Linked DNA regions of Homo sapiens: region 2 is linked to region 1. A link is an interaction called in ENCODE POLR2A ChIA-PET data of the cell type or tissue named here. Cell type or tissue: Panc1. All regions are shown on one strand. Each heading gives the region's core, and the rest is flanking DNA. Links, peaks and the distances in the headings are about the cores only.

Region 1 (8,000 bases), core at 1-8,000:
CTCCCCTCCAGGCTGTTCTAGCCTTACTAGCCCAAGGCCACTCTAAGGAGCTTGATTGAACGGTCATGGCAGGCTGTGCCCAGATTACTGTATCAATGGGCTCTTCCAGCCAATGTGCTGAATATTCTGGTGAAATCTCTGAGTTTTATGTTGGGAACATTTTTTTCTACCAGTTCTACTTGGAATCTGTCTTCCTTTGGGAGAGTCAAAGGCACCCTCTGTCTATTCTGCTTTCCTGTTTACTATTTCAAAACTTTCTCCCAGTTGCTGGAAACTTGGAGCCAGAGTTATGCAACAAAATGTTGCCAGCTGGGACCAGAACCGAAATATAAAATTGTTTTTTAACTCTGTGCTGCTCACAATATGTAAATTATACTTGGGAGGAAACTTCTGGAAAGGAATTTTTAGTCATTTAGATCTGTGCAAAATTGACTATCATATTCTACAGGTATGCAATGCCACAGGTACACAGAGTTCAATACTCTGCATCTGAAGTAGGTCTTTAGTTTGAGATAACCTGAGAAGGGGAGCCCACAGAGAGGGCGAGCTCTTCCATGGGAGAGGTCCCGCCATTTTTGATCCATTGGAGTTAAATGCAAGACGTAAATCATGATGTATCATTCACGCATTTGTTCATTCCACAGACACTAAGGATGTCTTTTGTGCCAGGTACTGTGCTGAGACGGGGGACACAGAGTGACTCAGACCAGCAGGCCTGGTTTCTACTCTACAGAGCTAGGCTAGGTGGGAGAAGCAGACATCACGCAAAAACACACTTAAATAAATAGAAAATCAAAACCATGAGTAGTGCCAAGCGGGCACACACAGGGCATCTGACTTGGGCCCAGCAGGAGGTCAGGGATGATCTCCACGCAAATGAGACCTCTGAACCAAAACCTAAAAAATAAGCAGGAGTTAACTAGGCAAGCAGGATAAGGAAAAGGATTCCAGGTAGAAGAAAGACCCTGTGATAGGAGGGAGTGGGGAGAGCCCGAGGGACCTGAGAAGTCAAGAGGATGGAACTGAGTCGAAGAGAAACAGCGCTGCCAAGGTGGCTGCAGAGCTAAGCACATAATGTGGCTAAGCGCGCACACACACACACACACACACACACACACACACACGAGCAGGGATTCTGCAGCCATGGGGCCAAAATAAATTTAAAAATTACTCTCAATGCTCAAGACACACACACACACCACACACACACACACACACGGGGAGGGACTCTACAGCCACAGGACTAAATAAATGTAAAAATTACTCTCAGTGCTCAAGAGACACACCACACACACACACACACACACACACACACCACACACGGGCAGGGACTCTACAGCCATGGGGCTAAATAAATGTAAAAATTACTCTCAATGCTCAAGTGTAATTGTAATTTTTTTTTTGAGACGAGGTGTCATTCTATTTCCCAGGCTAGAGTGCAGTGGCGCAATCTCAGCTCACTGCAGCCTCAGCCTTTTGATAAGGTGATCCTCCCACCTCATCCTCTTGAGTAGCTGGGACTACAGGGGTGCACCACTTCACCCAGTTAACTTTTGTATTTTTTGTAGAGATAGGGTTTCTCTGTTTTCCAGGCTGGTCTCAAACTCCTGAGCTAAGCAATTTGCTTGCTTCGGCCTCTCAAAATGCTGGGATTACAGGCATGAGCCACTGAGCTGGTCATAACATTCTTAAATGCATTTGTGTGAGTGTGTGTAACATATCAGAAGGAAAATAATTAGAAAGGCTTCTCCTTGCACAGCCCCGCAAGGGATGTTCTCAGAATCAGGTGGAGGGCTCAGGACAGCCCCGCTAACGCTGGTCCTGGAGTTGCTCTTCGTGCCCTGGCCAGGTCAAGTGGCTTTAAACTCCTAGCCTCTTTTCCTCAGAATCCTATCACCTTGCAATCCCTTCCCCCTGCCCCACCCTCCCCACTGGACTCTTTTCTAAACTGTGCAGTACGATCTCCAAACACCAAGCAGAGAGTTCAAACTTGGCAGCGACATCATTTCCTGAGCACTGCTTCTGAGGAAGAGTTCCTACACACTTCATTCATTTCCCCAGTTCATACACAAACGCATTTACAAAATATGCTTCTTTGTGAACGACACAAACCTTCTATTGGCTTTAAGAAAACGGATCTACAACGAGGCTTTATCTGTGGGCTCTTTCTGAACATGGCCATGCAGACATGAGACAAAGTAACATTGCAGGGCCTTTTATGCGGGTCCTCAAAGAGGGCCCCACCCTGGAAATAAAGAAATGGCCACAGTTGCCCTGTCTCTAATCGGTTCATGGTATTCAGCCTTGACAGCATTGTCCAGCGGCTGAATTCAGCCTTGGAGGCCTCCATCTGGGTTGCAGGGGGAGGGGGTGGGGGATAGGGGTGGGGAATACAGAAGTTTCCGCAGGCTGTGTGAAAAGTGGCCTCCCAACCAGCTGCACAGACCCCCTCGCCTCTTCTGGTCGTTGCTCCCAGAAGCCTTCTTTCACTTAGTGATGGAATCCAGCATACAAACAAGGTCAAGGAGCTTTGTGAGCGAGAGAGTGACATTTGCAAAGGGAGCGAACCCTTCAGCTGGGAGCTTGCAGGAGCAGGGCTAAGGGGCATGTGATCAGGAGGTGATGTCACCCAGGATTTCCACAAAGGAAAAAGTGGCCTTTTCTTTGGGAAGATAGATGACATCAGCCTCTCAAATGGGGGCTGGGTCCATTTTATCTTCCTTTTAGCTATTAAGGAGATTTCTCAAGCCTTGAGAAGTTTCAGAAATTAGAAGAGAACATTTTAAAAACCGTGTCAACATCTTTTATGACTGGCTCGGTTTGGATGTAAGCCAGTGCCTTCTTGACTACCTGTGGGCATGAGGCACTGTACCAAAGGGCTTTTAAAAAACATCTTTAGAGCACTGGCAGAAAACCGCCATGAGGTCGGCAGTGTTTCTCTTAAAGTTAGATCTTTGCTCCAGGTCTCTTTCTCTCGAGTGGTCTTTCATTAGCCTTTGTTTATCACTGGTCTTTCGGGGGAATTCCTTCTCATTCAAAAATTTTATTCCTTTTGTGACTTAGAGTACATGTAGTACGATTTCTGGGAGGTTCACCCTTTAAAGACAAAGGTTTTATCTTTTGTAATTCTGTTATCCACTTGTCTTGTGTGAGAGAAAATGCCTTAGGGTGTGAGGGTGAGTAAGCTGGGCTCTAGGAGAAGATCTGCTGGACCCAGCCTATAATGAACAGGCAGCTACAACTGTGAATCATGTTAATTACATGATTATTTACATGTCAATTACACATAACCTCTGCCAGCAGATATTTTTTGAGAAGAAGTTTTTCATTCATTCAACCAACCATCCAGCACATATTTTGGGCTTGTTGTCTAAATATAGAGAGTATTAATTTGCTTGGGCTGTCGTAACAAAAATGCCACAGATTGGGAGGCTTAAGCAGCAGAAGTGTGCTGTCTCCTGGAGGCTGGAAGTCCAAGGTCAAGGTGTCGGCAGGGTTGGTTTCTCCTGAGGCCTCTCTCCTTGGCTTGCGGATGCTGCCTTTTCCCTGTGTCCTCACATGGTGTTTTCTCTGTGTGTGTTCATCCTGATAGCTCTGTGTGTCCAAATTTGCTCCTTATAAGGACACCAGTCAGATTGGATTACAGTCCATTCAGCTTCATTTTAACTTAATTGCCTCTTTTTAAAGGCCCTATCCCCGAGGACAGTCACATTCTGAGGTCTGGGAGTTAGAACTTCAACATATGAATTTTGGCAGAGATACAATTCAGCCCATACCAGAAAGGAAGGAGATCACATTCTTGACTTTGGGGAGTTAGTCATAGAGTAGGCAAGGCAGGTAAACCAAGTGTAGAAATATATACATAATCCAGGACGCCATGGGAACACAGAAAAAAATAGCTAGGACAGCCTGCGGAAGTTCAAAGAGACCTCCAGGCAGCTTTGACATTTGAACTGAGTTTTAAAGAATGGGCAAGAATTGATCAGACAAATATCTGGGAGAGGAAGGCTTTTCTAAGTAGAAGCAGCAAGGTGTGAGGGCACAAAAGTTTTGCAAAGAGCAAGTCCTTCAGCTAGACCACACATTCTCTGCATTCTCCATTGGGGCAGTATCAACTCCAAGGAGGTAAAATTGGCTCTTGGTAGGGGGATTAAGAAATTCTTACTCTTTAATGTATAAAGCATAAAGATATACAGTACATAACAGATATGCAATATACTTGTGGTATTAAATTTTCATGGTTGAGAATTTGGAAAAAAATGTCCGAACAATCTCCTTAGGGGGCTGATAATGAACAAAAGGTGAGAAACACTAGGGAAAGGGAGTGATAGAAGTTGACGCAGGACACGTTATCAGAAACCAACTGATAGGAAACATCACAAGAATTTGGATTTTATCCTGCCATCAGGGAAAGACCACCAATGGATTTTTAAGTGGGAAATTTAGTGATGCAAACAGAAGTACACTTTAGAATAAGAGTTCTGGCAAGTAGAGGGATGCCCAAGAAGAGGAAGAGACTGAGAGTTTGGTGACTAGTCAGAGCAGGGAGAAAGGAAATGAGTAGTGGGTGAGGCAGCGTATTAAAGAGCTGTTTAGGGCTGGGTGCAGTGGCTCACACCTATAATCCCAGCACTTCGGGAGGCCAAGGCAGGTGGACCATGAGGTCAGGAGTTTGAGACTGGCCTGGCCCACCCCATCTCTACTAAAAATTCAAAAATTAGCCAGCTGTGGTGGTGCGTGCCTGTAATCCTAGCTACTCAGGAGGCTGAGGCAGGAGAATAGCTTGAAACTGGGAGGCAGAGGTTGCAGTGAGCCAAGATGGCACCACTGCGCTCCAGCCTGGGCAATAGAGTGAGATTCTGCTAAAAAAAAAAAAAAAGAGCTATTTAGAAGGTAGGATGGGCAGATCTGATGGTGGAGTAGATGTGTGTCAATCTGGGAGACAGAAGAAGGAATCATGGATAGCTCCCGTTTTCCTGCGGTGTATGATTTGGTGCATGGTGGTGCCATTATTCATAGATAGGAAATCCCAGATAAAGACCATGTTTGGGGGAAAATTGTGAGCTTCTATTTGAACATGCTGAATTTGAGATGTTCAGGGGATGTATCCTTTCAGCAATTGCTGGTGTCAGTATAAAAATTAGGTGAGGTTTTGGGCCAGAGAAAGAGACTTTGGAATAAACTACATGTTGGTGAATTTGGAGTTGTGAGCATGATGAAATATATATCCAAAACTGTGCAAGGTATTTTTAGGCATATGAAAGAAATACCACGTTAGTCTTTGTCTTCAAGCTGAGCATGATCAGTTAGGAAGCAGGTGTAGAAAACTAACAGAAGTGCTGAACTGTGAGGTGCCTATTGCAAGGCTAGTAAGGAGGCTGGAAGTCATTGGGGAAAATCTTCACGGACTCTGTGAGATTTTAGAGCCCTTGAAGAATGATCAGGACAAGAAATGACAGATGGTGCCTGGATAAGCATGAGCCAAGAAAGAGAGAGAAACAAGCCTGATGTAATGAAGACAGTGGGATATGAGGCTTCGTAGACCTCCTGGGCTAGATTCTTTAGAATTCTCAAAGCCAGCTAGACTAGTGTGAACTTAACGTAGTAAGGAAAAGGGAACCACTGTTGTTTTAGACAATGGAGTGGGAAATGTCAAGGGAGGAGATTACAACTGGAGACATCATAGATCACAGTGACAGAGGCAACCCCAGGGGACCATTCTGGGTCCTGGTTACTAAGAGCGAGGAATAGCGGTCTGCAGAGACAAGACAACTGATGATCCAAGGTGAGTAACATTCTGATGAATCCTCAGCAAAGACACTCAAGGGCTATGTGGCCAGTGCTGTGATAAATCCTGGCACAGAAAATATTAGATCAATTGCCGCATTCTCTCTTCCTAATAATTTCTTCAAAGTTATAACTTTGAAATACAGACTCATGATTACCTAAGTTTTCCAGTTTGAAAATGATTTTAGGGCTCTTTTTTGTTATTGAACAAAAAACTTTTGTTGAACGAAAAAATTTTATTGAACAAAAAATGTTCAATTTAAAATTTTTATTATTGTGTGTCCTTGCTGCCACGTGGTGAAAAAATTCACAACAATCTGGAAGTATGATGTTGGCAATGAAAGTGATTTATGAATTGTGGTCAGCAAAGATTCTAGCGCAGGTTCACAGGGCTGGGCTGTGAATCACACTGTCTGGTTCTAATCTCAGGCGCAGACCTTCTCTCCGTTGGTAATGGAATTGCTTTCACAGTGTCGCTTCCTGCTAGGCTGTGATAGACATAATGTCACACAGAGAGAAATGGTAAAGCACCCATCCATCCGCCTCCAAAGTAACCTCAAGAATTTGATGTCAGATAAGGAAATCCTGCTTGGTTTTGGTAGAAATTTAAGTAAAAGAGAAGCTTTTAAAAACAACTAGCTCTGTTTAAGTTAAGAGATATTTCCCTAAATGCTGACTATTCTTTCTCTCACATTTATACATGCTATATCCCATCCTGTTTATGATGGCTTTTTCAGCCTATTTGATATTTTGGGCTTTTGTCTTTGTGATACTCTTAAAATATTTTTAAGCATGGAGACTGGAAATGAGTTCCTTCTTAGTGTGGAACCAAAGCACAGGTTTCTGCATCGTGATACTGAGTCTGATTTGTATTTATGACAAATTTTCACTTATATCTTTTCTGCAAAGAAATTCTTAATGGACGATGCTCATTTCTAAGAAATCTGTTTCTAAATAACTCCTTGTTGTAAAGTTGGGATAGTGACTAAGAAAATCCCACAGCTCTTTTGGCCTTGACTTCAGAGTTTCTCCAGCAAGGTCCCAATGATCAGAGGCAGCATTAAAGCTGTGCATATGCAGACCTTTCAGAATGAGTGGAAAAGCTCACTCCTGACATTTCTGCCTCCTTGACGACAGCAGTAAATACACATCCACACAGTTGACCTTCATCTCATGTTGGCTCTGAGTCTCTTCACCAGCAAGGGCCTCTCAGGAGTCTCGCCTCCCCATTCCCATGTCGCCACTGTTTGAAAAAGTTGGAGTTCTATTTCTATTGCCACTCTTTGAAACAGTTATAAAAAGAAAAAAAAATAACCCTCAAACCACCATGACCTTCCCAAATCACAGATTGCACAATTTGTAATAACAGTCCTTGAGATCTGGGCCAAAGAAAGGGCTTTCTCGAAACTTCTGTTTGTGTTCTGGTTCCCTGGCAACAATATCCCCAATAGAGGAATGCATGTACTTTGCAGGGGATTCCACACTTTTTCGTATGACACAAAAACCAAAACCACACTTTTTTTTTTCAGTTTCAAATATCATAGCAGCCAAAAATGAAGTGTAGAAACTTGAGTTCTAAGCCAACTCAGAACAAATGTGACGTTCAGCGTAGAACCTGAATTTTTGTCCCCAGAGGTTTCTCTTTTCGACCATTGACTTAAATGTTGCCATATTTGTTTCAAACATTACATATCCAAGGACTTGTTTTGTGTGAATGCACTGTGTACTCAGAGGAACAGAGGAAGCAGTGCCAGGTGGCAGCAGCATTGTCTCACAAACAGAACAAATCTGGTGGAGGACAGTAACTACCACTTATAAGAGTTAGTAGAATTTGATAATCTGTAGATCAGTAATGACAATAATATACTCTGTCCCTGATTTTTTTCTCCTCCTAGTTCCACAGGCTACTCAAATATAGACTATTTTGACCCTGTGTACCAAAATAATGAAATTGAAGGAATGCAGGATAAATAATATAGATTTTACCACCTAAATGTAATCTTAAATTTGTCTGAAGATATTATGATAAAAATAAACTATCTTGCCATGTAAAGAGTGAATGAAAATATGATTAAACGCTTAGTGCATTGGTTTAATTGACATCTCATTCACTATTACTGTTGTTGATGTTATCATTTTAAAACATGACTCAACATGTGTAATTTAAAAATATGATCTTGAGAAGTGAAGCCAGCTGGACTTCCTGGGTCCAG
Region 2 (17,060 bases), core at 4,605-12,604, 230 kb before region 1:
ACCATGCTGGTCTTGAACTCCTGGCTTCAAGTGAACCCCCACCTCAGCCTCCCAAAGTTTGGTTTCTTATAGATCTTTTACCAAGTTAAGAAAAGTCTTTATATTCCTATTTTTTTCTTAAGTTTTCATAATGATTAGATGTTTCAACATGATTAGGCAGATCATGTTACAGCCTAGCCAATACACCACAATGTAGCAGTCTCTCGTTATGAGGTTTCGCCTGGAGTTCTTTGTCTCATGACCAAGAGAATTAAGGAGTGTGGACACAAAGGGTGAGGTTGGAGCAAAAGTTTAATAAACAAAAGAAGAAAGCGCTCTGCTGTGGAGAAAGGGCCTGGAAAAGGGTTGCCATTTTTACAATTGAATGCAAAAGCTTTTATAAAAAACCGATGAGGGCTAGACATCTCATTTGCATAAGGTGTGGATTTCTGGTAGCTCCACCCTGTCCTCCTAATGCACATGCAGGCCATTAGGTTGAGTTACTCCGTATTGTTTTGTTCCCCTTGGTGTGCACATGTTAGGGGACAGAATTTTCCATTGCAGGCATGTCTGGACAAGTCACCTGTGTAGTGTTTCTTATCTGTGTGGCTGTAGGCATGTCTCAAGCAACCCCCTTGTTCAAGTTCCCTTATCTGTGCCTGCAGCTTGAGTTTTCAGGCTGTTCTTTTGTTTGAAAAAATTCAACTGAGGACCCACCCTAACTGCCTGCCTGCCAGGTTTTTTCCTTTTTCCCCTCTCCATCACATGATTTTCTGCTTTAATTTTTTTTCTTCCTCTCTTTTTTTTTTTTGAGCTAGGGTCTCACTCTGTTGCCCAGGCTGGAGTCTACTGGTTCAATCATAACTCACTGCAGCCTCAATCCCTGGGGCTCAAGCAATCCTCCCACTTCATCCTCCTGGGTAGCTGAGACTACAGGCATGCACCACCATGCCCATCTAATTGTTTTTTAAATTATTTTCTTCTTAATTTTTTTTAATTTGTTGCACAGATGAGGTTTCACTATATTGCTTAGGCTGGCCTCAAACTCCTGGGATCAGGTGATCCACCCACTTCAGCCTCCCAAAGCACTAGGATTACAGGTGTGAGCCATTGCATCTCACCATTTTTTTCCTCTAATTTCTTAATGTATTAAATTGTGTACATCAATTTTGAATATTAAAATAATATTACTTTTCTGAGCTATATCCAACATGCATATTATCTTTATACACTGATAATACATTTAAACATCTTAGAATATATTGCTAGATTTGTGTAGTGGCAAGGAAAATAGATCATGAACATCTCTTGTTTCAGGGAGCATCATTAACTGACAGCTCCACTTGCCACCCTTCTGGATCATCACTACATCTGGGTCAAAAGCATGCTTCCCCCAGCCTCCTCCCAACCAATGACTGCATGTGGTAAAGATTATGATACTGACCCATTCTTATGGGACATAAAATTCATCTAAACTGTGACTGACTTAAGGACCCCCTCATTGACTTGGCCAAAATTTTCTTGAGTCTGCCCTGCAATCCGAGGTACTCCTATTCCTCCATCCTTCCCTCTCTCCTTTCGCTGGTGTAAGAGTTAAATTAAAACCTGAAGTCTTACCTGCCTACTCCTACTTCTTCCCATTTATCCTTCTCTACAAGTCTCTTGTACATCTAAGCCCACTTTTTGCTTCTCAAAGAACCTTAGCCAACACAATTGTTTTGCTGATACTTCATTAGGATGTTTGCCTCAATATCCCTGAATAAAGTTAGGCTGCAATTTTCATCTCCTGTTGCATCTCTGTATAGTTTTGGAATTAAGGTTATGCTACTGTTTTTGTTCCCTTCAAAATTCACGTTGAAACCTAATCCCAATGCAGCAGTATTGAGAGGCGTGGGCTTGAGGGGGTGATTAAGTCATGACAGTTACACTCTCATCAATGGGATTAGGTTTCTTATAAAAGGTCTTGACAGAGGGAATACAACCCTTTTCACCCCTTCCATCTCTTTTGCCATCTGAAGACACAATATTCCTCCAGAGGGGAACATTACAGCAACAAGGCACCATCTTGGAAATGAAGAGCTGACCTGACCAGACTCGGAACCTGCTAGCGCCTTGATCTTCGACTTCCCAGCTCCAGAACTATGAAAAATAAATTTCTGTTCTTTATAAATTACCCAGTCTCAGATATTTCATGACAGTAGCACGAATAGATTCACAAATATAGTAAGTTTGATAATGTTTCCTCATTTTCTGATCTGGAAGCATTTGACTTGACTTTGTATATTAAATGCTTGGCAGAACTTGACTTGACTTGATGGTAACGAGACTATTGAGATTTTTCTTTCTTTCTTTCTTTCTTTTTTTTTTTTGAGACAGTTTTGCTCTTGTTGCCCAGGCTGGAGTGCAATGGCGTCACCTCTGCTCACTGCAACTTCTGCCTCCCGGGTGCAAGCAATTCTCCTTTCCCAGCTTCCCATGTAGTTGGCATTACAGGCGCATGCCATTAGGCCCAGCGAATTTTTGTAGTAGAGACGGGGTTTCACCATGTTGGCCAGGCTGGTATTGAACTTCTGACCTCAGGTGATCCACCCTCCTCGGCCTCCCAAAGTGCTCGGATTACAGGTGTGAGCCACCGCTCCCAGCCTATTTAGATTTTTCATATCTTCTTCAGTCAGTTTTGATTGAGACTTCTTGTTTAAAAGATTTATGGTGTTTCATTAACCTAGTTGAGCTACCCTGCAATAAACTCTTCTTCAGTCAAGGAGCACACCAAATGCATGGTACTTTTGCACCATCATAAAGTGGAAAAATCATAAAGTAAACAATAGAAGAATAGGTTGTATCTATGGTAGATTGTATCTGCCAAAATTGCACACAATCTTATCTCATCTCACATGCTCTTCTGTAGTGTGACCTTGCCACTCTCCCATGAAGAAGTGGAATCTGCTTCTCTATCCTGGAATTTGGGTGGTCCTTGTGACTTATTTGACTGACAAAATATAATGGTAATTATCCTGTGCCATTTACAGATGCAACCCTTATCAAACCTGGACATTACTGCTTTCTGCCTCTTAGCAGTGAGTCACAATGCCAGAAGCATAAATAACCTGAGATCTTGCTGTGAGATGCCTAGGCCCTGGATTCTGAGATAATTAGTAGAAAGTAAAATAAGTCAAGGAGCACTGAAGAAAGAGACAGAAGAATGAAGAAGACATCTTACAAGTCCAGTACAGTTTGCTTCAGATAACCACAGCTCAGCTGCCATCTCATTGTAATTGCATGAACATTCCCTAGTAAACTCTCCAGCTGAGCCAACTCACAGAAACATAAATTGTTGTTTTAAGCTGCTGAGTTTTGCAGTTCGATGTTTCAGAGTGGCAATAGATAACTGGAATGCAAATGCTATTCAACTTATGGTAAGGTTACCTCCCAGTAAACAAATCTTAAGTCAAGGAGCATACTCAATGCATATCTCTTTCACACCATTGTAAAGTGGAAAAATCATCAAACCATTGTAAGCTGGGGATGTCTGTACCTCTCCCCTCCATAAAAACAACTATAGTATTTGGAACACACACACACACACACACACACCCTGCCCCACCACACACACACCCCTACCTGTTTGAATGCCTATGAAAGCAAACAATGCAGTCCTGAATTGAGTTGGAGAGTTATACTCCTTGAAAGAAGAAAAATATCCAAGGTAAAATTCATGTTTGCCTGGCTTTTCCCATGAGGGTAATTTCCAAATGAGGGAGAGAGAGCTCAAACATAAAATGGAATTCTTATTGGGCTTAGGGGACAGGAATTCATTCCAATTATTGGCCGTCTCCTAAGCTGCATGTTCAGGAAGAGGCTCCAAGAAACACAGCAGAAAACAGCACCCAGGAAGCTAAAAGTTGGGCAGAGATTTCAGCACCTGAGTAGTGTTGGAGAAACAGAAGTTAGAGTTTAGCTCTGCCAAGGTGGAAGGGCTTTGATAAACGCACGCAGGTTGTAGTTGAGGCCGAGAAATAGCCCACACTAGGGCTAAAGAACGCAGTTGGGAAGTAAGTACCAGTACTAAGATAATGTTAAAATAGACCAGCCCTAACAAAGGCTAAAACTAACTCTGGCCAGGATCGAGGTAATGCCTGGTTCTCCCTTTGCCTGTAAAAAAGAAAACTTTTCTTGTTCTTTAGAGGAAGAGAACATCATCCAGGTCCTACCTAAGTATCCATTTAAAAAGTCCAGCATTAAGGAGAAATTATGAGACATGCTAAAAAATAAAAAAAGAGAGACCAAATGATCATAACAAAAACAAAAGATGGATAAATGTAATTCACATGTTATTCACATGTTGACATTAGCAGAGAAGGACATTTAAGCCACTATGAAAAATAAATAAATAAAATAATATAAGTACAATTTATATAATTAACAACATAAAGGAGAAGATAATAGAAAAAATATCTCATATTCTGGAGAGACAGAAGCCTATATTGAGTTATGAACAGCATCAGGACTGGAATCTACTGTCTGAACTCCAAGGACAGAACTTGACCCTCCTTCAGGTTACCTTGCGTCAAGGAGAATTGAATTGAACTGAATTGACCTGGTGGTCTGCTTTGCCACATTTACCAAGTAAAACGGGTAGGCCGTACTGGTCAATATTCCTGGAGAAGATAGCTGTTATATGGGGACTGGAATTAATGGATTACAGTTGATTTAAGAAGTAGACAGAGCTTGCCTGTAAGCATGTCCTGTAGGCTTTACTTGTGCTGTATAGCTTTTGTATGTACTATGTACAGTTAAACATATATAGTACACCTCATGCATTTTCCTTATGTTCTCTGTTCTTTCCCACTAGGCTGATAGACTGTGAACTCAGTAACGGAGGAAACTTTATCATTGTACAGCCAGCACCTAGCATAGTGCCTGATACATACAAGAAACTGAAACTTCCTAAGAAATCGGCCTTCTGGTATTGTGGAATGAGAAAAATTTTCACTTGCGGGTACCCTACTTATTGACTCTTCCAAGGTCTTTGACGGCTGCCTGCTCACCTCCTACAGTGCCCTAAAAGAAGTATTTGCTTGACATGAAAGATCTTTGTAGAAAGACTCCATGGAACTGACCTCAAACTGCCCTGACTCTAGACAAGGGACCAAAAAAAAAAAAAAAAAAAAATGGAGAAGCTGGGCAGTCACAAATGATCAACAAATCTGTAAGCCATGCATTCCCTATCAATGATTTTGCAAATTTACAGCTTTTGAAAATCTGTATCACAGACCTATTGTGAGTACAGACAAGGAGAGTGTTTCCCAATGTTTAGTGGTGATCCTAGTATGAGCTGAAGTGTGTTTCCCCAAAATTCATATGTTGAAGCCCTAACCTCCAGTACTTCAAAATGTACTGGAGGGCTGGGCATGGTGGCTCACACTTGTAATCCCAGCACTTTGGGAGGCCCAGGTGGGCAGATCACTTGAGGTCAGGAGTTCGAGACCAGCCTGGCAAACATAGCAAAACCCTGTCTCTATTCAAATACAAGAATTAGCTGGGCATGGTGGTGTGTAGCTGTAATCCTAGCTACTTGGGAGGTTGAGGTAGGAGAATCGCTTGAACCCAGGAGGCAGAGGTTGCAGTGAGCCAATATTGTGCCACTACACCCCAGCCTGGGTGACAGAGTGAGACTCCATCTCAAAAAAAAAAAAAAAAATTGTAACAGTATTTGGAGATAAGGCCTTTAAATAGGTGATTAAGGTAAAATGGAGCCATATGGGTAGGCCCTAATCCAATGGGACTAGTGTCTTTAGAAGAAGACACTAGGACACAGACCAAACAGACTAAGGGGTGACCATGTGAGGTCATAGAGAGAACGTGTCATCTGCAAGCCAATGGGAGAGGCTCAGAATAAACCAACCCTGCCAGCACCTCTATCTTGGACTTCCAGCCTCTGTTACTGTGAAACAATAAAATTCTGTTGTTTAAACCACCCAGTCTGTGGTATTCTGTTACAGTAAAACTAGCTGAGTAGTACAGACCCTTCTTCATGCAGCTGGTCTGGCAGGTTGGAGAGGGAGACTTCGTGTGGGCATAGTGTCTGCTTTATCCTTGCTTCCTTCACAAAGCTCATGAGTAATCCTTAGGATGGAGCTGTCTTAGGCTGTTTCGGGTGCTGTAACAAAATCATGCACACTGGGTGGCTTTTAAACAACAGAAACATTTCTCACAGTTCTGGAGGCTGAGAAGTTCATGATCAAAGCACCAGCAGATTCCGTGTCTGGTGAGGGCCACTTCCTGGTTTATAGAAGGTGCCTTCTTGCTGTGTCCTCGCATGATGGAAGGGACAAGTGGGTTTTTAAGGGTCTTTTTTGAGATGGGGTCTCCTCTGTCACCCAGGCTGGAGTACAGTGGCACCTTCTTAGCTCACTGCAGATTTGAGTTCCTGGGTTCCTGTGATCCTCTCCCACCTCAGCCTCCAAAGTAGCTGGGACTATACGCACGTACCACCATGCCTGTTTTTTTTATATTTTTATTTTTTGTAGATATGGGGCCTCTTATTGTTGCCCAAGCTGGTCTTGAACTCTGGTCTCAAGCAATCCTCCTGCCTCAGCATCCCAAAGTGTTGGGATTATGGGCTTTTTTGTTTTATTTTATTTTATTTTATTTTATTTTTTTGAGGTAGGGTCTCACTCTGTCACCCAGGCTAGAGTGCAGTGGCATGATCTTGGCTCATGCAACTTCTGCCTCCGGGGCTTAAGTGATTCTCCTACCTCAGCCTCCTGAGTAACTGGGACTACAGGTGTGCACCACCACACATGGTTTGTTTGTTTTTTGTTTTTTGTAGAGATAGCGTTTCACGATGTTGCTCAGGCTGGTCTGGAATTCCTGGACTCAAACAATCCACCTGCCTTAGCCTCCAAACCTGCTGAGATTACAAGTGTGAGCCACCACGCCCAGCCTGGAGTTTCTTTTATAAGGGCATTAATCTCATTCATAAGGGCTTCAGCCTCCTGACCTAATCACTTCACAAGAGACATATCTGAATACCATGACGTTGCAGGTTAGGTTTCAACATACAAAGTTGGGGGGACACAAACATTCAGACGATAGTTGGAGTGAAAGTCTGTCTCCCTCCCCCATCACTACACACACTCACTCCCTTAGTCTCATAGCCTGGGAAGAGATTTTATTTTTTTAGCGCCTTTGTTAGCGGCTAGTTGTGGGAAGACAACTCACTACATTTTAGGCTAAAAGTAGACATTTGTTTCATTCACCAGCAGCCTTTTCCATCTGTCACTGTGAGAAAACTTAGTAGGACTTGACAGTCACATGAGTTCCATGGATTTCACCATCCCCTTAGTAACTTTTTTCAGACTTAAACACTTTAAGCCACCATTTCTTTCTCCCCATCCCCCTACTTTTTCCGTCTCCTTTAATCTTGGATTAATATTATACATGAAGGAACCAAGCATTAATCTCTCTTTCACCATAGGTGGTGAGAACATAATTTCTTTTTATAAATTTTTCAAAGTGGAAGATAAGGAAAAACACTAACAGTATAATTAAAGATAAAATAGAAGAAGACTGAAATAAATTTGAATTCTTCGGAGATGGGGCACCTGTGAAGCTTTTCATTATGGTCTAATTTCTGACAGTCACAGATAAGGGAGGCCCACTCCTCTTTTCCATTTCTGGGATGTGACTTTAGAAAGAGCTGTAAGATATTTTTTTTTTTAATTGAGATTCAGGGGGTATATGTGCAGGTTTGTTACATAGATATATTGCGTAATGCTAGAGCTTGGGCTTCTATTGAACCCATCACCCAAGTACTCAACAGGTGGTTTTTCAACCCTTGCCCTCCTCCCAACCTCCTCCTTTTTGAAGTGCCCAGTGTCTGTTGTTTCCATCTGTAAAGGATATTTTTTCTTTTTCTGAGACAGAGTCTCACTCTGTTGCCCAGGCTGGAGTGCAGTGGCACAATCTCGGCTCACTGCAACCTCCATCTCCTGGGTTCAAGCAATTCTCGTGCCTCAGCCTCCCGAGTAGTTGAGATTACAGGTGTGCACCACCACCCCTGGCTAGTTTTTGTGTCTTTAGTAGAGACGGGGTTTCGCCTTATTGGCCAGGCTGGTCTTGGACTCCTGACCTCAGGGGATCCACCCACCTTGGTCACCATGCCTGGCCTCCATCTGTAAAGGATTTTTAAGAGTGGGAGTCTACTAATCTCAATAGGTATGAGCAGAACTTGCTGTCCTGGTTCTTTTCCCCTGAAAGAAAACTGTGGCTTGTTTTTCAATTTTTAAAAAAATAATAATGAGTCTGGTGTGTGAAGAAAGCCAATATGGGGCTGGGGTCTTCCCTGGATGACCCTTATAAGCCAAAGGTGGGATACAAGTGGAAGAGGAGACAGGGATCCTAGGGTTAGGAGGCTGCGGGGAACAGTGGTGAGAATGGCTAAAGAACAGAAAGCAAAACGAAAAATCAAATAGAAAAGGTTTCATAAGGGCCCAAAGACCTGGATGTTTACACTAATAAAATTAATTATGCCATTGTCCATGTCAGTTGTTTGAATATGGGGGCTGAGGGGACAGACACATTTTCTGTAAGATTATTCTAAGGGTAGCATGACCTGACCACATACAATCTATTGTCCAAACTGTTATTATTAATAATTATGCTTACACAACAGTCATAAACCAAGAATGTCCCAAGTAAACTAGAATGTAAAGTTTACTTTTACATTTAGAATTTACCTTTAGAATGGCTAGGAGTTACTTCAGCAGCCAATCCTTTTTTTCTTTATTTCTAAGACAGGATCTCGCTCTGTCACTCAGGCTGGAGTTTAGTGGTACAGTCTTGGCTCACTGAAACCTCTACCTTCCAAGCTGAAGCAATTCTACTGCCTCTGCCTCCAGAGTAGCTGGGGTTATAGGCATCCACCACCACGGCTGGCTAATTTTTGTATTTTTTGTGGAGACAGGATTTCGCCGTGTTGGCCAGGCTAGTCCGGAACTCCTGACTTCAAGTGATCCACCCGCCTCAGCCTCCCAAAGTGCTGATATTACAGGCATGAGCCACTGCATCCAGCCCCAATCCTTTCTTTATTCATGCAGTACCCACGGTAACCAAAATGATGAAAATCACAGTGAACATTCCTGCAAATGGGCAGGGCTTTGTGAGAACCATCTCACTAGTTAACTCCAGAGAGAGGCAGATGCAAACACAGAAAAATTATGACAATGTCTACCACATCATTCTCGGAGGAGAGAAGATAATAATATTTCCATAATTTGAAACTTAGAGATGTCCGAGAATGTACTCGAAGTTTTCACTCCAGAACACACATTATTGACCATTACTACACTATTGCCTCTTGGCAATACCTTCTCTCGTCTATTTATGTAAGTTCTATGCTCACACTGAGTGCTTTCTAGGGAGCTTTCCATGACTGCCCCACTTCATTTTTATTGCTCCAGACTTTGAAACCTTATTACACCTACAGTTAGCACCATGCGATTCACATGTAATAATCTCATCTCCCTGGAAGAAAAGGTAGGAGGTTTTATTTTGTGCCTAATGCCATTCTCCAAACACAAAGGTCTTTACAAATATCTGTATCTATAGATAGATGGATATAGATATAGCTATCACACACACACACAATAAAGCAGAACGGTTTCATATATTAAATCTTGGTGAACTAGGCTGAGTGTGGTGGCTCATGCCTGTAATCCCAGCTTTTTAGGAGGCCGAGGGAGGATCACTTGAGCACAAGAGTTCCAGACTAGGCTGGACAACACTTCCAGACCCCATCTCTACAAAAAATTAAAAAAATTAGCCAGGTGTGTGGCTAGTTTTGGGAAGACAACTCACATTTTAGGCTAAAGTTAGACATTCGTTTATTTGTTTTGAGTACTCCTAGCTACTGAGGAGGCTGAGGTGGGAGGATTGCCTGAGCCTAGGAGTTGTTGGCTGCAGTGAACTATGATTGAGTCACTTTACTCCAGCTTGAGTGACAAAGTGAGATCCTGTCTTAAATAAAAGAAAAACTTGGTGAACTTTTTCCATTTCTCTGCATCTTGCTAGCGGAAGATAAGCCCCTATATCTTGGCAACTTCCTATGCTTTAACTCCCAAAGTGGAATTTGTGTTACTCATATGCTATATGTACTAAAAAAAGTTTTTATTTTTTAATTTTAGGAAGTCTGTTTGTTATGATTAAAATCACAGACCTGAGCTCATTTTAGAGAGACCTATCTTCATTTTGGTACAAGTTATTTTATTCGACACCACCTATTTGTAAATGTTTTTAAGTAATAATAAAAAGAAGTGAGGTCTATCAAAAATGACAAAATTAAGAACTACATCTCAAGCATAAATAACCTGAATTTATCAACTTACATGATTGTAATGACAAATTAACTAATAGGACCAAGTAGAGAATTGTTTAGATATTATCCAATAAATAACACAACAAAAGAGTTTTTCCAAAGATTTATTGAAGCAGAACCAAGTTGGTTGGATACTTGCTGGAAAAAAAAAAGCAGTTTTAATGGTATTCAAAATACCTTTTAAAAAGTATTCTAGCACAAGATTTTTCTGTAAACTAGATTATGTTGTAAACTTTTTTCTAAATCTTGTAGGAGTGTCGGTTGTTAAGAACTAGAGCTTATTCCTATTCCAAATCTATCTTGCGCTCCTGAAAAACTGCAGAAAGGCACTTGAAAGCTGTTTCTTTAAGATATGGATTTCTTTTTTATTCTTGCTGGTAATATATTGCTGCACTGAGTGTGTGCAATTTTTATTCAAGGTCATCGTGATGCTGAGAAGTTTCGTTGATAACCTGTTTAAAAAAAAAAACCAAAATAAATATAATGCCACATGCCAAAGACTAAATTATCCTATATATCACGGCAAATAAAAATCCTGCTAAATATATGTAATTTATTGTGCAAATCAGAAGGTTATGTTGCTTCTGCATGAGTGAAAACTAGAAGGGGCAGACACACAAGACCCTCTTCCACTACAGGCAATATAAGGATCCAGTGGAATGTTGTAACTTACAAAAAGAAATTTCTTAAAAAACTGTGTTTATAAAAGATGGTATAATAGTTGTACACAATACAGCCAAGTTTAAAAGCAATTAAGACATATTAAAATGTGCAGCAGGTACATTTTAAATTTATGTGCAAGGGAAGATTTCATGATGACTACAATAAATTGCAACTATTTCTTTCCTGGCATAGGGAGGTAATAAGAAACTAAATGATCGTATGGCACATGCTTGTATTATATAGATGGGTTTAGGAATCTATAAAGTATGGAGGTAGGAAGACACCATATGTCCAGGATCAAAACATTCCTCATATTGAGGTAGTCTAGTGAAGCTGTTTCATGTAGCTGCTTTAGGAAGTGGTTTAAGGAAGCTTACTCCCACTTCAAATTAAGCACCAAAGCAAATCACTAATTCTGGAGCACAGGAAGACTGCTATCTCAACTTCACATCCAGGAGCCAAATAATTAGTTGGCTGTGTGTACTGCTGGAAGAAGAAGCCTATTCTTTTTTTAGTAGGCATGAATGAAACCTGAACCTCTCAAATTAGCCAGCTGTATCTGAGATTCAGATTCACTGATTTTAAAATATATCAACTCCTGTCTGAGATTACCCTATTTTTTCCTTAAAAGATACCAACCTGTCCATCTCTAGTTTCAACCGTCTTAATCAGAAGTGTCCTTTTTGAGTGGGTATCAACCAGAGGGAGTGAATCCAGATTAGTTTCTAAATAAACAAACAGGCCAAAAATGAGTAAAAACGAGTTTTTTCTTGGAAAAACCAAGTAACCATTTTACTGAAACAATTATGATTTGTGGGGGAGAGGCAATTGTGTAAAGTACTACTCGCCAAATAATTTTAGGGTAGTCTCTGTTTGGAAACCCAGGCCCTGACACTCTTGAGCATCAGGATGAGATAGTACTTGCAGCAGGAAGAAGGAAAAAGGAGTTTGCATTTAACTTAAAGCATAGAATGCAAGAGTGTACTTGGGTTCGAAAATTATAGATGTTTTATAGAGTTTTCTCTTATATGGCATTTTTTCAGATATCCTAAAAAAAATGAATGCTTTGACATAAACACAGTGGTTACAAGCAGCTGACGTTTTTCCTAAAGGGAAATAAAATGCTTACCCCTCAGGTTCAGGGAGGAAAAGTTTGGAAGAGGCAGAGAAATCCTATAAACAGATGAAGAGAAACAGTAAAATTGTTGGCAAATAACTTCAACCACTGGGAACAAATTAACACACTTTTTGTTTTCGTCACGTAAGAAAACGTACTGTTTTAAATCATAAACTAGAGATTTGTCTCAGAAACATTTTCCCATGACTGGTCTTGTTAGTACATTTAAAATATGTTACTACAAGCATTTTCTCCACAGGAGCATGAACAGGAGTTAGGAGTGGAGGCTTTGACAGAGTTATGGGTTCAAATCCCAGCTCTGCTGTTGATTAACCCTTTTTCAGCAAGTCACTTACTCTCTCTCAATTCAAATTCCTCCTCTACAAAAAGTGGAAAGCAGTTACCTCAAAGAAACTTTCTAAAGATTAAATGTGACACTGCTTAGAGCCCAGTGGCACAGGGCCTAACAAATGGTCACCATTAGTTCACGCATCCAAGTCTGAGTTCCCTACCTGCTCTCCTCGCCTTCCAGCAGCTTCCTGTAGGTGGCAATCTCAATGTCAAGGGCCATCTTAACATTGAGCAGGTCTTGGTATTCACGAAGGTGACGAGCCATTTCCTCCTTCATATTCTGAATCTCATCCTGCAGGCGGCCAATAGTGTCTTGGTAGTTAGCAGCTTCAACGGCAAAGTTCTCTTCCATTTCACGCATCTGGCGTTCCAGGGACTCATTCTGCAGGGGGTGAGAAAGATGTCTGGTGTTATTTCTCAGAAAAACCCAGCTGTTCCCAGAACCATTTACAGACCTTCTGCAATAATTTCCATTAGCGGCAAATGGCGACCACTCTAATTTTAGGTGGAGAATGCGAGTACCAAGTCCTTCATATTAGAAGCAATGATATAGGCAAGCTAAAACCTTCAAGAGTTCCATGAAGTCCCTTTTGAGTCTGTCTTGATAACTCATTTTCTTTGCATTATGATATACATTTTTACTCACTCAACATTTTGTTCAGGTATCATCATGAGCCTAGTCAGCAGAATGGGTCATTATTTTCCCTCTTTTACTGCAGGGTTGGTACTCACGGTTCCTTTAAGGGCATCCACTTCACAGGTGAGGGACTGCACCTGTCTCCGGTACTCAGTGGACTCCTGCTTTGCCTGGCGCAGGGCGTCATTGTTCCGGTTGGCAGCCTCAGAGAGGTCAGCAAACTGTTGGGAAGAAAACAGAAATGTAGATTGCTCACATTCAAGTCTTTTGACTCTCTTAGAAAAAAAAAATCATATTTCTCACTGAATGTCTTCCAGTATAGGTTTAAATTTCTGTTTTGAAAGCCAGGGAAAGAGCAGTGGAGTACTGACATTAGTATTTTCAGAGTTCACTCTACAGTGCTCATTTCAACACAGTGGAGGTCAAAGGTATGGCATTGGGGTTTACTTGGAGGCAAGGTTAGGGGGAAGAGAGTCTGCTATTCTGAAGGAGGTGATGTGGCCAGGCGTGGTGGCGCATGCCTGTAATCCCAACATTTTGGGAGGCTGAGGAGGGTGGATCACCTGAGGTCAGGAGTTTGAGAGAAGCCTGGTCAACATGGTGAAACCCCATCTCTACTAAAAATACAAAAATTAGCCGGGCATGGTGGTGCTTGCCTGTGGTTCCAGCTCTTAGGGGGCTGAGGCAGGAGAATCACTTGAACCTGGGAGGCGGAGGTTGCAGTGTGCCAAGATGTTGCCACTGCACTCCAGCCTGGGCAGTAGAGCAAGACTCTGTCTCATAAATAAATAAGAAAATAAATAAATAAATAAAGGAGGTGATGTGAGTGGTGGGGAGGCTGTGGTGGCAAACACAATATGAGCAAGAAGTCAAAGCCAGCTTTGCATTGGAGCTAGAGGATATTTAGGAATCACACACAGGTATGGGGTTTTGAGAACACAATGCTTTTCTTTGGTTGAAGCCGCACTGATTTGTTTCCTACCTTGGATTTGTACCATTCTTCTGCCTCCTGCAGGTTCTTGGCAGCCACACTTTCATATTGCTGACGTACGTCACGCAGGGCAGCCGTGAGGTCAGGCTTGGAAACATCCACATCGATTTGGACATGCTGTTCCTGAATCTGAGCCTGCAGCTCCTGGATTTCCTGCAAAAAGAACAGACAGACGGTCAGCTCTGCCAACCGTGGGGGCTGCCTTACCCTCATTCATTCCCCGAAAGTCACTCCACTAACCTCTTCGTGGAGTTTCTTCAAAAAGGCAATCTCTTCTTGCAAAGATTCCACTTTGCGTTCAAGGTCAAGACGTGCCAGAGACGCATTGTCAACATCCTATTTTGAACAGAGAAAAGACAGGACATGGAGGATGTAAAAGTGTATGGCTTATCTCATTTATTTGTCTTAGATTAACCATCTGAACCTAGTCTCCTTACTATAGAAAAGCCGTTGACACATTTTATGACCCTGGAATAGGTTTATAAATCATTCAGTGCTATAATATGCTGTGCTTTCTCCTGCTCACTAATATATTTTAATTGTGACTGCTTGTGTTTTACTCAAGGTGGTGATCAGACAATTTTAAAATAAATAAATGTCCACACACATGGTAAACTGCACTCAATCATGACTGAATCCACATTTTACCAGTGATATTTTAAAATTACTTTTTAAGGCTGGTCATGGTGGCTTATGCCTGTAATCCCAGCACTTTGGGAGGCTGAGACGGGTGGATCACTTGAGGTCAGGAGTTCGAGACCAGCCTAGCCAACATGGCGAAACCCCGTCTCTACCAAAAATACAAAAATTAGCTGGGTGTGGTGGCACATGCCTGTAGTCCCAGCTACTTGGGAGGTTGAGGCAGGAGAATTTCTTCAACCCAGGAGGCAGAGGTTGCAGTGAGCCAACATAGTGCCACTGCACTCCAGCCTGGGCAACAGAGTGACACTCTGTCTCAAAAAATAAAGTAATTCATTTAATTTAATTACTTTTTAAATCTAGAAAATCTATGCCACAACATTTTTAAGATTTGTTTTGTAATTTCATGGAATAACATGATGATAGAGGTGGACAAATTTTCACAACTTCATGTACACTTGAGTACATGGAGAACAGAAACTTGTGCTTCAAGAGTTTTAGCTTTTCTTCTCCACTCAAATCTTTTGAAACTTATCCTTAGGCTCCAAAGCAAATATGTAGTCATCTGGCATCCATTGTACAAGGCTAGATTTATATTCAATAACCCAATTCAGGATATGCATGCCAAAGATTCAGTTCAGGAAAAAATGGAAAAGAAATGTAACTCTGAACTGTATTTGCTTGGCTTTCTCTGGTGGATTTTTCTTCTAAAACTCCTTTGACTCATCCTGTAAAGGCATGTCTTTTTCACTTGCCACTGTATCAGTTCAGTTAGCCTGTTTCAGAATGACTGGTCAAGCTTGCAAAGAATGAAACTACATAAAGGATTTTTGCTGATTCAGCCGTCCTTCTATATTTCCATTTAAAAAGCTCAGCATTCCAAATCAGAATATGTAATCTTGCAACTAAGATTTTATTTCCTCTCAAAAGGATGCGTGAGGATTGCTTATCTTGTCAGCAATTATATTTGGAGTTCATAGCCTTACGGTCTTAAACTGTTGAGACTTTTCTATCACCTTAGTGGAAAAATGAATGAAGAGTGGGTGACAAAAAGATCAGACTTGATGAAAACATTGATTTTTACTTGTTAAGCCCTGAAAAATACATAAAAGATATTTTACTAACCTCCAAAGAAAGATCAATGTGGTATTCTATCACATTGAAGAGAATGAGGAATTTTGCTTAATCTCGAAACAGAGGATCTTTTGTATTGATGTTGTTTTATGTTAACTCACTACACTGCAGAAAACATGACAGGTATGATAATCAAAAATGCTCAAGGACTAAAATGAACCACACACATTGCTGTGGTTAAATTAATTTGGTAAATGTATTTCAGTTTCAAAATGTTATACTACACTATTCATCTGAGAGTGCTTTGCAGTTAATCCCAGTAAATATTCCAGGGAATACAACTATAAACTATAATGGGGATCTTCTGGCTTTTGGATTCCAATTTTAAGTTAAAAATTCTGTAAGTCCATCTAATTTTGGTGAAAAAAAAAAAAAACACGCACAAAAACCCTTTAGTTAAAATTCAGTTTTTCAGCCTTGGGTTTATTACTGTTATTATTTTTTATGGCAAGAGTGCTAAAGAACACAAGAACCCAATCAAGAAAGGACTTTTAAAATGTGAGGTATGCTTGTAGCTTTAAAAACTTTTTACATTACCTACTTCTCAAGTCTGGGCCAGATATTAGATAACGGATGTTAGCAAATACTTGTGTCCAATTAGAACCGTGCTTACATCATTACATATTCAGTAAGAATGTAGCCTGTTGCAAAGCTTCCCTGGGAATACAAAGACTCCTATTATTTCTGTCCAGAGCCACCACATTTGCCAGAATGTCTGTATCTACATTCCATAGTGAAGCCCATAGAAACCATTAATACCCCTTAGCCAAGGGGACAGATGGCTCCTTTTCACCCTTATTAGATCACAAAATAGTTGTGCATAGTGATACTTCCATCGAACTTTAATGACACAATAGAATTTGCAAAGAAGAAAAGAAACTTGCTGGCTCCATTCCAGTTGGAAACTAAGTTTTCTTATCTTCCAACACGTTTTCCATTTTAAACTGCAGGGCATAATTGCGCTTTTTGTGGCCTTGTAAAAATTAAGCAACTTGACTTTGGCAAACCACAATCTAAAATTGTAACCGTTCGAAACCAGAAGGTCAATGTGTTGCAAAACTGTGCAACATTTGGGAAACAAAGTAAAAAGTTAAAAGATTTTTCTTTATGTCCCAAGGAACTGCTTAGAAATCATTCAAGGATCGCTTGAACCCGGGAGGCGGAGGATGCA

Evidence for each region. ChIA-PET counts read pairs that join two places held together with the same protein. Peaks named below come from ENCODE experiments on the same cell type or tissue, not always from the same donor. Only the 100,000 strongest peaks of a DNase experiment are listed, where the experiment ranks them.
Region 2: POLR2A ChIA-PET joins it to region 1 with 7 read pairs; 14 of 35 experiments call an interaction of 5 or more read pairs at or near these places.

What each region holds. Positions count from the first base shown.
Region 1 is chr10:17,001,554-17,009,553 of GRCh38, reverse strand. The region is part of intron 28 of CUBN (cubilin); the gene reads left to right. Among named protein-coding and RNA genes, the nearest start is that of CUBN, 120 kb to the left of the region's middle. RefSeq lists an enhancer at 2,430-2,724. In Panc1, for the core only: no CTCF peak of the experiment used is centred there; no DNase peak of the experiment used is centred there; H3K27ac peaks cover 5,458 bases.
Region 2 is chr10:17,230,979-17,248,038 of GRCh38, reverse strand. It overlaps VIM (vimentin), which reads right to left. Exons shown (of 10, transcript NM_003380.5): 4 at 14,357-14,452; 5 at 14,108-14,269; 6 at 13,221-13,346; 7 at 12,650-12,870; 8 at 12,150-12,193; 9 at 11,660-11,745; 10 at 10,446-10,809. The coding sequence ends at 10,768. Among named protein-coding and RNA genes, the nearest start is that of VIM-AS1, 9.5 kb to the right of the region's middle. RefSeq lists a silencer at 8,975-9,269. In Panc1, for the core only: no CTCF peak of the experiment used is centred there; no DNase peak of the experiment used is centred there; H3K4me3 peaks cover 1,431 bases; H3K27ac peaks cover 2,736 bases.